Regions from separate parts of the Homo sapiens genome. Here region 2 is linked to region 1. The links are chromatin loops, found by intact Hi-C in ENCODE. Cell type or tissue: endothelial cell of umbilical vein. All regions are shown on one strand.

Region 1 (2,500 bases):
AGGTACAAAATACTCAATAACTCTATATGAATTTAAGTCTGCTTAGATCGGTGCTGCATAATGACACCAAAGGAAATTTTATTTTGTGTTCAAAGTTCATATCCCATTTATAAAAGCTCCTCTCCCCAGTGCTGCTAAGTTTCCAAAAAATTAATACTAAATATAGACTTCAGAATTCTTTGTCTCCTTAAAGAAGATAAAATATGGAAATGACAAGAAAGGAGGACCTATATTTAGTAAGAAATTCTTCAGTTAGAATCAAAGTTGTTGTGATATTGAAATTACAGGTATTTGTGAGTTTCCCTACTCTTGGAGAAATAGAGCTTACAAGTCAAATCTCAATGCCATAAGTCCTTTGGAACTTTCTACTTATGTCATCAAATTTGCTTGATAAAGAAGAGGTCTGCTTCATCTTACATATATCTCCATTTGAGAGAAAGACCTGATTGGGGTCTATTTTTTCATGTTGTTAAGAAATCATACTTTTTATTCATAAAGTTTTACACTTCACTATTTCCCCAAAGTATTTTTTAACTTTTATTTTCGTTTCAGGGGTACATATGCAAGTTTGTTACATAGGAAAATGTGTGTTGCCGGGGTTTGGTACACAGATTACTTCTTCACCTCAAGCATAGTACCAAAAATTATTTTTTTGAAAAAGAAATTATACCTGTCACAGAGATTCAAGAATGTCAAATATATGCAAACATTTCTAAATTTCATATGAGATTATTCATTACATTTGGTGCTAGATGTGCCAATGCTGGTTTGATTCTTTCAATTAGGAGGCATAAAACATGCATGGAAAAAATATTTTGTATGAACACGGGGCAGATTGATTTGCCTTTTAATGCTACATGGAAGTGGTAGATTAGTAATATTTCAAAGGAAATACCAGAACAGTGAGATTTAACTCCTGTTTCCAGAGCTTTAGTTTCCTCATATGTAACAGTAAGCTAAGTAGAGAAAATATGACAACTGGATAAACAAAAGCTTTTTGGCCTTCTTTGACTCAAACCTGGGCTCCTTCTTCACAGCCTACTTCTCCCGCAGCCCTTTTAAGAGGTAGGTAATTCTCTCTCCAAGCGGATACTTCAGGGTCAGCTACTGGAGTATACCCCCTTCTGGTTTTCTATTGTCATTTCCAAACCACTCTCAGCCTCTTGGCAAAAAAACACCAAACAAGCAAAAATCTTCTTTGAGCCCTATGACATTCAGACTCTCCACTTTTTGCTCCTCAAATGCTTTTCCTCTGCCATCACCCATTGACTTCAACAGTCACATGGACATTTCATCCTGTAATCTGGCCGCTCAGCTCCTTGACCTCTTCATCTTCAGTGTCTAAGTTATTCTACCCCACACTTCCTGTCTGTTTCTTATCATCATCTAAAACTGTTGACTAGAGTTGCTGACTAATAACAACTATTATTTCAGACTTCCTCTCCTCTAACTGATCTTGGCCACTTTATCTTCTTTTCTACTATCTCTCAGTAATTGACCCAACTTGTGACTCAGAGAAAAGTGAAGTCATCATGTGGGAAATGCCCTCCATTTCCAAATGCTAAATCTACAGACCTATTTACACCTGTCCTCATTTTTTCTCCTTTTCTCCTTTTCTCATGCCCACTTAGTTTTTCTCAGGGACTTCACATGGACTATAGATTGTCCTTGTCTTTCTCCCATCAATCTTTCTTTGGAACCAGGTCCTTCCCATAAGCATCTAAACATGCTCAAGTTCCTCTATATTAAAAACAAACAAAAGAGCAAAATCAAGTCTCCCAAAAATCTCTCTTCTGACACTACATCTACCCCCTGAGACACTTATCTTCTCTTTACAACCTATTTCTTTTATAAGAGCTGCCTTTACTTCCTGTCTCCATTTACTTACTTCTTACTTACTCCTCAACCCACTCTGAAGTGGATTACAATCATATCAAGCTAGCAATATAATGCCCGCTAAGATGACCACTTTTCTAAATCCACCTTTCAGCTCCCTATTATTTGACCTCTTGGTCACATATCTTCATGTTGACTGTTCACTCCCCTCTTGAATCACACTCTATTTTGGCTTATGTGACATGACATCTCCCTTATGTTCCTCCAGTATCTCCATCCACTGCCTCTTTAGGTCATTAAATATTAGTATTTATCAAAATTTAATCACAGTCACTTCTACTTTTCATTATGTACTCTTTTAACTCTATGTTTTCTGCCTAGGTTTTCTTATTGATACTCATGGGTTCAATTGTTATCTATACATGATAACTCATTAATATAAATCATTAGCCTAGCTTCTAGATCTGACTACTTATATGACATCTCTACATAGATGCTTCTAGGTACCTTGATCTCATCCTCTCCAAAATATGGATTTAGTCCCTTTCCAATGTCCTCTGTCTCAGGGATTAGGATCCCCATCCATCCAGTTTCATAAGCCCAAAACCTATGAACCAAATGACCTTCTTCTCCTTTACATCTGCATATTCAATCTATCAACAAG
Region 2 (2,500 bases), 110 kb after region 1:
ATTGGAAGCAGCCACGGCCAGCTGTCAGCACTGAGGCAGGAAAAGCCAAAAGCAGTTGGAGGCCAGGGCAGGTGTGGTGGGAGTGGGACCGAAGGTCAGATGCAGGAGTGTGAAATGAGGCCAAGCAGGGGCCGGGAGGATGGAGGGGCCTGGAGTCTGAGGCTAGGTCAGCTCTGCAGGAAACATCTAATCTGAGCAGTGTGTGAAAATTGGAGTTTGGGGTCAGAACCAAGGGCAAGCAGAGCTTGTTTGGAAGATGGGGCCAGGTTTCAGGACAGAGCCTTGGTTGGGAGAAAAAAATCACTTCTAGGGGATAGAAGGCCAGAGCATCACCAGAGAGGCCAAGCTTATCTTGGTTCTCCCCTTTCTTCTAAAAATTTTTACCTCCTCTGGTCTTAAAAGTGCAGTCGTCCAAAACTAGTATCTGTTGTAGAGGGAGGTGCTGTTTAGCATTAAATAATCAAAAGACATCAGCAATGTGTGGGAAGCCCAGGAGGGGACAACATCTCAGCTGAGGAGCCCCCTGCATTCATTACCTTCTGGTGCAGCGCTGAGCGGCATAAGCGGGCTGCTTCAACCCTTCTTTGGGTGTAAGGCATATGCATTAACAAGTATCCTTCATTTCAAGAACATTCTATATTTTCTGTGATGAATTTTGAAATAAGTGTTCATCCTGAGGCATCATAAAACCAAATTTGAAAACCACCAGCATGACCAGTATCCAGGTAGCTTTGAGGATAAAAAGAGCAGGAGTGGTTCCTGTACAGCCTCTGTCCTTCCTTCTGTCCTCTGCAAGGACTTATGAGCTCCTTTTCTGGACCAGGATGGCCTTCCCCAATAGATCATACACTTGGAGATGAGCTTCTCAAAACTCTCCAGCATTTTCTTTCCAGTCTCCCGGCTCTCCAAAAGATCTGTAGGGCTGACCAACATTTTATACTCATTTTGTAGGTTAAAACCAAAAGCCACAAAGTTAGCCAGGTGCGGTGGCTCACACCTGCAATCCCAGCCCTTTGGGAGGCTGAGGCAGGAGGATTGCTCGAGGCCAGGAGTTCGAGACCAGCCTGGCCAACATGGTGAAACCCCATCTCTACTAAAAATACAAAAAATTAGCCAAGTGTGAGGCTGGGCGTTTGTAATCCCACCTACTCAGGAGGCTGAGGCAGGAGAATCACTTGAACCTGGGAGGCAGAGGTAGCAGTGAGCCAAGATTACGCCACTGCACCCCAGCCTGGGTGACAGAGCGAGACTCTGTCTCAAAATAAATAAAAGCCACAAAATGGGCTTGTTTAGGGTCAAAACAGTCTTCAAAAAAACAAGATACTCATCATTTGCATGACTCAAGGATGCCAGATAGTTAAGCCAATTGTTTACTTTATGATTATTCTGCTCCATGATGCTGCTTTGCCTAGCGTTCCTTTCATACAATTCTCCAGCTTTAAAATGTTATGTGATTAATAGGAAAAAGAGGTAGGCAGTCTGGCTTCCCACTGAGAGATGTGACTCACCCTCATAACTTTAATGGCCTTAATGTGTAATGCCCTGTGACTGAACTTGAATATCTGTGGAAGGGATTCTCTTATCACTGTGTTTGCAGCCTATTCTCGGAACCATCAGAGGATCATATCAGAAATCTCCCAGTCTCTGATGTGAGTCTGGTGAGGGTATTCATACACAAATACCCTTTCTTCGTTTCATACAAACATTTTTCCTCTCTGAAATATCCTTTCTTAGCCATGTGATAATTATCACCTGCAAGGGACACCATGAAGAGAGGCCCAGGTGCCACCCAGCCTTGCTTTGCTTCTAGTTCTCTGCAAGGGCCCTCAAATGCTTGTTGAGTGTAACCTCTCTTCAGGGCAGCACTAACCTCCTCTGAGTGGCCACCTGCAACCCCATACCACTCATTCATTGCTGGGAGGTAACAGCTACACCGTGGTGAGCAGTCTTTGGTAACAGAATGACTCAGAATCAAATCCACCCCTCACAGGTGAAAGATGTGTGACTTTAGGTACAACATCCGTGTCACTGAATCTGTTGATCTGTTAGAAAGATAAAATGACTAACAGAAAGAATGTCCCAATTGTAAAAATTAATTTGAAAATCGTAAATGTGCTTAAGGATAGCTTCAAGGATAAAATAGGTAGGGCCAGTGTCAGGTGCAACCTCTGAACTTCCTCCTGTCCTGTGACTTACTGAGGACTGCAATGTGCCAGAAGCTGCATTCACTGCTAAGGATAGAGCAATCAACAAGAACAACTGGTCTTTTATCCCAAAGAGCACATATTGGGAGACAAGCATCTCAAAAATTATTCTGCCCTGGCACATGGTAGGCCCTCAGACACAGGTGGTTATTGTTCACTGAATTATTCTACATCCGGAAAACATATTATGTTTTTGCTACACTTCTCTAACCCTGGCTTGGTGTCCTACAGCTAAGGAGAGAGCAAGAACGGTTTTTCTTTTCTCTGCCATTAATACAATGTTCCCAGTAAGAGTT

What was found. Hi-C counts contacts between places; a loop is a spot of excess contacts. Peaks named below come from ENCODE experiments on the same cell type or tissue, not always from the same donor. Only the 100,000 strongest peaks of a DNase experiment are listed, where the experiment ranks them.
Region 2: a loop joins it to region 1, with 6 times the contacts of the local background. A loop is called at or near these places in 1 of 110 quality-filtered maps.

The regions. Positions count from the first base shown.
Region 1 is chr5:136,618,812-136,621,311 of GRCh38, forward strand. No RefSeq gene overlaps it. Among named protein-coding and RNA genes, the nearest start is that of CTB-1I21.1, 110 kb to the right of the region's middle. In endothelial cell of umbilical vein, no CTCF peak of the experiment used is centred here; DNase peaks (open chromatin) are centred at 960 and 1,470; H3K27ac peaks cover 2,500 bases.
Region 2 is chr5:136,728,708-136,731,207 of GRCh38, forward strand. No RefSeq gene overlaps it. Among named protein-coding and RNA genes, the nearest start is that of CTB-1I21.1, 5.0 kb to the right of the region's middle. In endothelial cell of umbilical vein, no CTCF peak of the experiment used is centred here; a DNase peak (open chromatin) is centred at 1,474; H3K27ac peaks cover 851 bases.